Linked DNA regions of Homo sapiens: region 1 is linked to region 2. A link is a loop called in an ENCODE intact Hi-C map of the cell type or tissue named here. Cell type or tissue: chondrocyte. All regions are shown on one strand. Links, peaks and the distances in the headings refer to the core of each region. The heading gives the core; the rest is flanking DNA.

Evidence for each region. Peaks named below come from ENCODE experiments on the same cell type or tissue, not always from the same donor. Only the 100,000 strongest peaks of a DNase experiment are listed, where the experiment ranks them.
Region 1: it touches region 2 in a loop (4-fold over the local background); 5 of 110 quality-filtered maps call a loop at or near these places.

What each region holds. Positions count from the first base shown.
Region 1 is chr4:78,514,047-78,519,432 of GRCh38, reverse strand. FRAS1 (Fraser extracellular matrix complex subunit 1) reads right to left here. Exons shown (of 74, transcript NM_025074.7): 66 at 3,420-3,634; 67 at 1-102. Among named protein-coding and RNA genes, the nearest start is that of ANXA3, 35 kb to the left of the region's middle. In chondrocyte, for the core only: CTCF peaks have their summits at 1,958 and 2,187 (motif pointing right); no DNase peak of the experiment used is centred there.
Region 2 is chr4:77,382,645-77,388,030 of GRCh38, reverse strand. No RefSeq gene overlaps it. Among named protein-coding and RNA genes, the nearest start is that of CXCL13, 220 kb to the left of the region's middle. In chondrocyte, for the core only: a CTCF peak has its summit at 2,465 (motif pointing left); no DNase peak of the experiment used is centred there.

The DNA of each region.
Region 1 (5,386 bases), core at 226-5,225, 1.1 Mb before region 2:
GTGGTGCTCCAAGGAGGCCCAGCCCCTGGGGGCTGTCACATAGATGTAGGACACATATAGAGGCACGTGCACTGTCAAGAAGGACTGGGCAGAGTCCCTCACCTGCCGAGGAAGCAGTATGCACACAGAGTTATTTCTCCCCTGGGATGAAAAGACATACTATCACCACATCTTGGTTCCATTTTCATTCACCCATGTAGTCACACACTTATTCAATAATTATTAAGCAAGTGCCCATGATTGCACTTACTTATTTAAAAAAATAAAGGAACTAATGGAATAGAAAGCAGCCGGGATGCTTCTTTCGACAGGGTCACGTGCAGAGGCTTCTCTAAGGAGGTGGCACTTGAACAAAAATACTTTTGAAGTGGGAGAATGAGCTCTGTTCAGTTGCTAGAAGATTTGGCTGAAATTTGAGAATATCACAATTATTCTCAAGGATCAACCCGGTGGATGTGGGATCTACCACTCAGTACAAACTCCCTGTATTGATCATTTGCCAGTGACCTGTGGGAGAGCCCAAGTCAACCATCATCAGGAAGATGCCCACATCCAGACGCCTGGGAGGAGCCTGTGCCTAACTCAGGATGTTTTAGTGAGTGCTCTCATCTCCTGCTCCAGGAACAAAGGGCCGGAGCATTGAAATCATATATAGGAAGCTCACCAATGGACAGCTCAGAGCTGCACGTACTTCAGTAATTTCCTGTCCCATGCTATGCTTTGGAAAGAGTTTTGAAAAGGCAGCATATCACATTTCCAAGAGAACATTTCTTCTAAGGAAGTTTGTGTTCCTGCTTTTAATTTGGCCCAATCATTTTCATTTTACTATGTAATGAACAAAACTGGATGGAAAGATAACAGAATGGTAGCAGAAGCTTTTGTGGTGAAGCTAGCTGTATATGTGTGTGTGAATGGGGAGTTAGTTCACACATTTTTAAAATATTTTTATACTTTTTTCCACAAATAAATAAATAAATAAATATATATATATATATATATATATATATATACACAACAAAAAAACTTAGCTTAAAACAATTTTATTTTATCATTGGCTAATTACTATAATATACTATGGGACTTATATTTTTCTTTTGTTTGAAAATACAGTATAAAGTGTTTCTATGGGTAATTAAGGAAAAAACCAAATGTTTTAATATTTTTCTAAAGTTTTTTTTTAATATTCAAAGTTGTCAGGGATTTAAAATTTGATGCCAACTTTCTCAAAAGACTCAACTAACTCCATACTCATTGAAAAATTCCATTTTGACATGCCTTACTTTGTTTGTTTGTTTGTTTGTTTGTTTGTTTTTCAAGAGATGGGGTCTCTCTCTGTAGCCCAGACTAGAATGCAGTGACTCCATCATAGCTCACTGCAGCTTCAACTTCCTGGCCTCCAGTGATCCTCCAGCCTCAGCCTCCCAAAGTACTGAGATTACAGGTATGAGCCACTGTTCCCAGCCCCTCTTTTTGTTCTTTTTAAAGAAAATTTCCAGATTGTATTTGGACCTTGTACCATGTTCTGTCCCTTATACACAGGTTTTGCTAAATACACCTGCTCCAATCACACTATCAGAACTTCAATAAAATCTCTAGCTGATTGGCAAAATTAATTTTTCCTCATTTGTTTTTGTTTATCCTCCTTTAGCCCTCATGATATTACTCACTAATCTTTAAAAAGAAAAAAAAACCCAACAAATATTTACTGCATGCCTATTCTACACCAGGCACACTGTGCAAGGCACCTTCTCATGTTGAGATTATTAGTACAATTTCAGAAGAGGTTCAGAGAGGTTATGTCTTGTCCAAGCCTGTTGATTGACAGCAAAAGGTACCAACTAGGCCTTAGTTCTAAGTTCTATATTCTTCCTATCATACGTCAGTAATTTCAATTATTTTCAAAGAAACAGACAACAACAAAATACTTCTGTGCATGTTTTTTCTGTGTTGGTTTAAAAGTGGGATTATATATAACAAATCCTTGTCTTTGAGTTTTTAAGCATATTCTGAATAAAAATATTCAAACAGTAATTACAGCAAAATCATAAAGAACAGAGAATACTAATTTTTGAAGGGCCAGGAAAGAAACAAAATCACTTAGTTTTGCATTTTCCAAAGTCAAAGTTTATACAACTGGAGAAATGGAAAACCGATGAACGCCTTAAAATTCTCTTCAGTAGATGGCAGTAGTGTGTACAAAATGAGAGGAAACCAGGCTGAGAGGCACCACAAAGAAAATGACAAATTTTAATCAAAGACACTTTCTCTAAATAATTACTGTAAATCCCTCTATAATTTCTCTCCTTCAGTGAGGATAAACCTGATTTGAAATGAAGAACAAACATCTAACTAGTTTTTAGCTCATTGAGATAACTGCTCAAAATTGGATAGAACCTGTTTTAGAATTAATTTTCCCATGAGGACAGATTAGCCTAGTCTCACTGGCCCTTTGATATAACCGCCCTTCTCTGACTCTGGCTTCTTGCTATAAATTTTTCAGTTGTCACTAATTGATATGGTTTGGCTCTGTGTCCCCACCCAAATCTCATCTTGAATTGTAATCCCCATAATCCCTACATGTCAAGGGAGGAACCAGATGGGAGGTGATTGGATCATGGGGGTGGTTTCCCTCATGCTGTTCTTGTGATAGTGAGTTCTCATGAGATCTGATGGTTTTATAAGGCAGTTTTCCTTGTTCTTGCTTGCTCTCTCTCACCTGCCACCATGTAAGACATGTCTGCTTCCCCTTTCACTATGATTATAAGTTTCCTGAGGCCTCTCCAGCCATGTGGAACTGTGAGTCAATTAAACCTCTTTTCTTTATAGATTACCAGTCTCTGGTTTGTCTTTATGGTAGTGTGAGAATAGACTAACACACTAATGTTTAATGGTAATATATATTTTAGAAAGTGTCTATTTTTGTGGGGGCTGGCAGTTTGGAACAGGTGTGAAATAAAAATGTTTTAAGCAATTATCTTTCCACAATGCATAGGACAACAGAGCTCTTCTTATCTTCTGAAAGACAGGCTGCATCATCTGACGCATTTTCCCAGGTGGGGAAGAGAATATATCAATGTAGTAATAACCCTAGCATCAAATGTAAATATTTTTGGCTTTCCAAAATATATGCATTATAAATACAAAAACATATATGCCTAGAGAAGTAAATATTGGATTTTTACATAAGTGAGTATGCCAGACAGTAAGTTTTTTCCACATTAACTTGATTTAGAGGACTTTGGGGGCCTTCTCTAGCTTCAGTGCTGCCAAGATCTTGCTTGAGGGACTTATAAAGAAGACTCCCTTAGTTGGTTGTCCCAGTTCTGGAGGCAAAGTGCTAATTGAAGTGCTTCAGGAACAAACAAGGTTGACCATGGCACCCATATGCAGAGTCCTCAGACAAGCCCCGGGGCACCTACCTGGAAGTCAGCGGTTACAGAGCCCCCACAGACGTCAATCAGCTCAGTCATGTCATAATAAGCATCAAAGGTCCACACGCAGCTCTTCAGGTTCAGGTGTTTGTAGAGCTGGATGGTCTTCGGCTCTCGCACGCTGGGGTCAAACTGGAAGGGGCGATCGTAGCCAGGCCCCAGGGCAGTGCTATCATAGACCACATCATCCAGGAACCCTGCCTCTGCCAGGGAGGGAAGAACAAGGAACGATAACTTGGTTTGTGGATGCCAAGGAGCAGGGTGGGGTGAAGAGCTCACCCTTTTGCACTAAAAGCACTTTCAATCACCTGAGACCCTACTAACAAAGCAACCCAGGGCTCCCAATGTGCAGGGAGAATGTGAGGGATCTTGGAAAGCGCTTGCTAACTGCTGTTGCCAGGTGTTGAATGGAGGACTCCACCTCTAAGAGACCACAGGAACCAGGGAGGAAAAGGTGAGCAAATGATACCATGAATGAAGGCGGCAGAACTTGGAAAGGAAAACTCTCTGAAGCTTTGCCTGTTATACCTGGCAAGTCTGGTCCTGTGCTTCATATATGTCCCCACCACTGCTGAAGAAATGGATTTACTGTATGGCTCATTCATTGGTGAATTATTATTTTAAGAGTGATTTTTAAAATTTCTTTTTTGAGACCCCATCTCAAAAAAAAAAAAAAAAGCCAGCATACCTACATTTGACTACTTCTTGCTCATACAGTTTCTGAACTCTTGTCGGGGGAAAGTCTTAATTTTTTGTTAGTGAGTAAATAGGTCACTAATGATGCCTGTAACTCTCACCTGTGCCAGGCAAAAATTATTTAATCAAATGCTGCCAAGCACATGAATGGCTCTAAATTAAGGGAGAACTTTATGCAGTAGGGAGCTGAACACAGACACAATTTTAGAATATGAGGGTTAAATTTTTTTTTTTTTTTGAGATGGAGTCTTACTCTGTCACCCAGACTGGAGTGCAATGGTGCGATCTCGGCTCACTGCAACCTCCGCCTCCTGGGTTCAAGCGATTCTCCTGTCTCAGCCTCCCGAGTAGCTGGGATTACAGGTGCACGTCACCACACCTGGCTAATTTTTTATGTTTTTAGTAGAGATGGGGTTTCACTGTGTTCCCCAGGCTGGTCTCAAACTCCTAAGCTCAGGCAATCCACCCGCCTCAGCCTCCCAAAGTGCTAGGATTACAGGCATGAGCCACTGCACCCGGCTGGGTTAAAATTTTTATAGTACTAAAAGCAACTGTAGTATTTTAAAAGGGTTGATAAATATCTTAGAATGCTTGAGACCCAGCACCTAGCCCTCTGCCCCATGATGACTAGGTACTCAATTAACATGTCTTGAATTTAATTGCTTTTAAGCAGGAACAGGTGCAAAGTTTAGTATTTAAACACAGTATGTCTCTTCCACTAGCTACAGATGTGGACCAATTAAACTTTCATATGTAGCTCAGTGATTTATAAATAATTTTCACTCAGCTAATTTCTACTGTATAAAGACCATCATGACCAAAAGTGATGCTTAATGAATATGAAAGAGAATATGAATGCATTTCTGTCTTCAAAAACACTGTTAAGTGTTTCATCATTTGTGAAAGGAGGAAATATGCATTTAATGTGCACTTGCTAAGGTAAATGGAAATGGACAGAATTCTTTGTAAAGTCAAATGTCTGCTGTGGTGAACACAGAGATGCGCTGCCTCAGCTGTCAGCTCCTTCAGCTCTGCGTCAGCTGCATATTGGCTCAGCCCAAGGTCATGCCCTTGCGGGGCAGCCTGCATCCAGTGACTTAGCTAGGTAGGCTATAAGGGTCTGGCTGTGTCAGCTGGAAGTAGGACAAGTCTCTCCAGAGCTCCCTGCCATGGCCGAGATGGCTTTTTCAGCCTGCATTGCAGCTTGACTTCTCCCTCTGCCCAATCCTGTTTCGCTCCTTCTCTTTCACAGATATTGA
Region 2 (5,386 bases), core at 278-5,277:
ACCAACACTGGCTAAGGCATTGCTGGGCCTGCACTGCAGTTAAGTGCTCCTGTCACCCAATCCTGTTTCCTTTCCCATCCAGGATAGGATTTGGTCTCTACATACCATACTTCCTGCCAAATTCCACTTCAATTTTTATTCTAAACAGTCTAATCTACAACACAGACAAAAGGGCCTAGAGAAATGCAGTTCCTCTGTTCTGTGCCCAGAATGCCTGTTCATTACAATGAAGTCCTCCCTCAACTCTCAACATTCTCCAATTACATGTTCTGCCCAATTCTGGCAACTCCATGATCTGTCATGGTTCCTAGATGTCTCTAGTTTCAGTATTTGCATGCCAACTTTTCTACCTCATTATGGCACTGGATTGCAGTGATTTTACCACTAACCATGGTTTCTTGCCTAGTGTATGGCTCTTCAAGAACACGTCCTGTGTGGCTTATTTATCCAACCTAACACATATACATCTAAAACCTCCAAGTTGGTTCTACCTCCTGGAATTGGTATAAAGTATTGCCCACTTTATCCTAGATAGCACCCAAGTGGCTTTACACATTCAGCAACATTAGGGAGGATTCATACTTAGAGCCAACAAGCTAGTAGTAGGAAATGAAGGACCAGATATTCATCTTCCCACCAGTAGAGTCCTCAGAAAAAATTATAGAAAAATCAGTAATGTCGCATGCTTCGAGACCTAGTTGTAGATACCATTAAATTTACATAAGCAGAAAATGTATGTGTAACAAAAGCCACTCAGTCAAGTCAGAACTGAGTTTCAAAACTAGACTAAAATCTGAGCTTAATTACCTTAAGATGTTGTTTGCCTATAAATTCCACGTATCATACCGACTAGAATCCCAAGAAAGTTACATCATACAGAACTCTAATAACTTCCTTAACTAGCATAAAATACTCTCTTAAAACACTCTAGCTTCTCTACAAGAACCAAAAGCTGACTGAGTTTGTTATGAACCAATGTACTATAGACTTTCTTTGCTATCTCAGGTCACCATCTGTAGTCATTGTTATGTACTGGGAAAGTGTTCTAGGCAAGAGACACTATGCAAACAGAAAACACACAAAAATGACCCTGTGGGTGCTCACCAGCAAATCCAGCTGCACATGAGCGCAAGGAGGATGCTGATGGTCTTCCATGTGCTCTGTGTTCTCACAAGGCCTACACCTTATGCTCACATTGCTTAATTCACTGCACTTTGTCACTGATAGTCACATAAAGGGAAATATTAAGTAAGCCTAGGAAAGCTCATGTTTGCATAAGATTTGTGAGCAATAAAAAATACAGGGTAAAAGCATAGAAGTCTCACTAATCCATACACTTACACCTTCTGAGATGCTGTTTTATGCACACAAGAGAAACGTGCTCACATGATGGATCTAGAATACCAAGGCCAGCCTGCTTTCAACTTTGAGAATCAAACTATTTCCAATGTATTTTTCATCCCTTTATTAGAAGGGCCAAGATACTAAGGCAGGTATATGCTGCTCAAGCACAAGTCCCTCTGAGAAACATGCCATTCTGTGACCATCTACTCAACCAAGGTGCTTATTATTGACCAAAGAGCTGACTCTGCCTCTCTGGATCTTTGCTCTGTTTTAATCTTTCCGCATCTGGTCCCCCACTGAGATCTTTCTCCAACACCTACTCTGGATCATCTGCTTTGAGACAGGTTCCTTTTACCTTCACCCATTTCCCTACCAAGAAGTGCCTCTACCCAGGGCTGTATGCCCAAATTTATTTTTCAAAATGCTATCAAAATTTGACATGGGAACCTTCAGAATGAAGACCCACGGAGAAACAGAAAACTTTCTATTTTCCTGCTTAGGTTTAATGATGTATGAACAGCCATGTAGGACTGTAAATGGTCAGAGATATATGACCTAATGCTAATAGACTGAGTTGGGAAAGCCACCTAGGCCTGTCTAGATTCTTTGTCTCTGGCATTTCTTCCACCTGGGTTGGTGGCAGGACCCCTTGTGGAATGAGGGTCTCATAACCTACTATTAGTCAAGGTAGGTCAGAATTTCTTCATGGCCAGTCCTTACACAGAAAGGCAAGGAGAAAGTGAGCAATCTTTCCAGGTTTTACAGCTGGCCTTGGGGAAGAGGGCTTCTAGTTTCTATGACTTGCCTTGAGGAAGAGGAAGTCTAGTTTCTGTGACCTGTCTTGGAAAGAACAAACAGGAGACAGAAGAACAGAAGGTCAGAGACTGACTGTTTCTGATACTGCTTCTGAGGCCTTCCTATCTCTTTTAGTGCAAAGTACTTATCAGGCCAAGAGGCCACTCACTTGTCCATTCTTTCTTCCCAGAAACATCACTAAGAAGCTGCTCATTTGAGGCCCCAACCCCTCTCCAGGCTTTCTCAGGGATCGTTGGCTCTGAGTATGGATCCTCCTTGAAGTCACTGAATGCGTAAAGTTGTTCTGCTGTGTGAGTGCTGCCCTCTTCTGGCCAACACAGTGAATCAGGTTTCAGAGTTTCTGCCCTGGCAGTTTACCTTTGGGACTTGTCTGATTCTTTCACACCCCACATGCACTTCCAGAAACCCTGGGAGGGATGCACAAGACCACTCATATCTCGTGAAGCATAGAAGTCAGCGAGTCAGTTTCTAGCAGTGTCCTGTGGTCTCAGATACCTCATCCTGGACTCTAAAGCCATCTCCCTCATACAGGAAGTTAAACTCATGATCTGATACACTTTGAGCCATCCAATCAAATAACCACTGAGAGGTCCACAGAAGTGCTGTTTAGCTTTTTAGTACAGACTTGCTTTCACATGGAGACCTCTGTTGAGTGAGTCCCTGATTAAAAAGCAGAAATAAACTCTTGGTTCCCCAAAAAACAAAGTGCCAAGTGCCAAGCAACCTTTACCAAGGTCAAGGCTCTAACTTACACACTTGCCTGCCCCACAATATAAAAGATGATCAATTTAGAAGCAAAATATAGAATGTATAGCTGTGCCACAGAACAGTGATATCCTATTCCATAACCCATAACACCAAATATGGCTCACTAGCACTCCCCCAGAACATGCAGGCATAGCCACTCCCCCAGAACATGCAGGTGACTGCCGTAGTTGGCAGGTCAAGCCCCCCCATCCCCCATCACTCAATTATAGGCCTGTCTATAAACTAGGAATCTTGTGACATAGTTTAACTCTGCATACAAATTGGGGACATTGAGACAAGGGGCTAGAAGGCAAAGCTCTTATACATCCTACAAGCCTGAGTGTGTTTGGACATACCTCTCATAGAGCTTTAAGCCTGGGAACTCTTATTAGGGAACTGGGAAAGATGAGTCTTCATGTTCAACTCAATACAGGGAGTCTTGTGAAACAGATAAAGGTCTAAACTCACAGCAGATTTCAATCCCATCCTAAAGACAAGAACAATGAAAGGAAGTTTCACTTTTTCCAAAGGAAGAGGGCTTGAAGTGAGAAGATACCATCTGAGCAAGAAACCTATTTCTGCCACCATCCTCAGCGCAACACAGATGGGTATTTCTTCCTCATTGTCTTGACCCTTGGCTCAAGGCTTTGTGAGCAAGCCAAAGCATTACTGACCAGTACTGGGAATACCAGGGCCAGCCTGCTTTCAACTTTGAGAATCCAAATGTATTTCCAACATATTTTTCATCTCCTTATTAGAAGGGCCAAGACACCAAGGCAGGTATATGCCTAAGTCATACAGCAATATTCTTTATGAGTTTTAGCTTATATCAGCAAAACTAGTACCACTTTGGGATTAAGAAAGACATACTTGTTAAATTGCTAAGTGAGAACACTATTTCCAATTCTAAAGCCTCTTGGCTATGCTCTATGGCTATGACACCAATAAAAATGCCTCCCAGGCCCTCATCTTTGAGGAAAGTAATTGACAGCTCAAATTAATCTGCTATGAATCTACAACAGAGGCCCATGGCCCGACCACTTGACCAGTAGACCAGATGCAAATGGACTGCAAAGTCAGACAAAGAACCCTGAAAAGGTGTGTTCATGTAGACATGTAAATTTCATTTCACATGTGAAGACTCACTACAGAGCACCAGCCACAGAAACTCACCGAGCCACCCAAACAAAATGACTGCCAGTTATCAGCCAACTAGCAAATGAATACAGGCTATAGTGGCAACAGACATGGAGGCTACACAGGTGCCCAACAGCATGTAATGCCAATTTCTAGAGACAGTCTAGTAACTCTGAATGTGCAGCTCTTTAGACAAATGTTGCATCCCCATATAGCACCCTGATAAGGAGACCAAAAAACCACTTGTTAGCAAGTTGATTACATTGAGCCATTTCTATTCTAAAAGAGTCAGCCATATAGACTCACAGGAATAGACAACTATCTTACTATGAATGTCCCTTTCTTCCTTGAGGAATCTCTACCACCACTACTATCTGGGATCATTTGCAATGCTCCTTCCACAGGCATGCAATTCCACACAGACATGTCACCAATAAATTGGAATCAGAAAGAAGTGGTACAGAATGGGCTCCTAATCATGAGGTAACCTGGTATCATACAACATCATTCTGAATCAGGTGACTTCAGCACTGAGAGACTCAGAAAGCCATGCAGCAGCACTGAGTGAATGTGCTCAGAGTTTGGAGTGCCCTTCTTCATGATGCCATAGTACATTACAGAGGTGCTGTATCCCCAGTAGAATGATTACAGGGATGCTGCAACCTACAGTTGAGAAGGAAAAATGGTCTCATTTTCTACTGCTTCAAGTGAGTTACTGGTCACTTTGAGTCATCCTTGTGGCAGGGCAACAGAATGACCAGCAGGAGACTAGGCACCCTGGAGCAGTAAAGAACATGAATGGAACCCAAGTATTCCACTTGAGTATCTTATTTCTCGTCCCATTGTAACTGGGGCATTAAGTAGCCCTATCTTAAGCATCTATTCACTAGAGGTTGAAATACCTCAGGATGAAGGTGTGGATCACACCACCAGATCAGCACCAATCCTCAGCTGAGGCGATAGCTGAGTGCAAAGGGAATTCAGGGTGGATTTTGGTGGTGGAAGAGGAGAAGTAGTTGTGAGCCAAGACCCACTTCAGCCACAGCAGTTGCATTTCTTCCCCTAACATCTTCCTGTATAAGTTTCCTCTCAAAAATAGAGGCCTGTGGACATGGAGTCACTGCTCTGTGAACTGGTGTAGGGAAGTAGATCTGTGCAGCACAGGGGCCAACTGTGGGTCCATTAGAACACCACACTTCCTAAATGCTGCTTCCAGCTGATGCTTCAGTGCAGCTGGGAGACTATGGCAGGCTCATTTAGGACACTTGGAACTCCCAGTGGGCAAGTTGGGCCCTGGGACTTGCCATCTGCTTTGCCAAAACACTTAGTATTGTACTCCTCA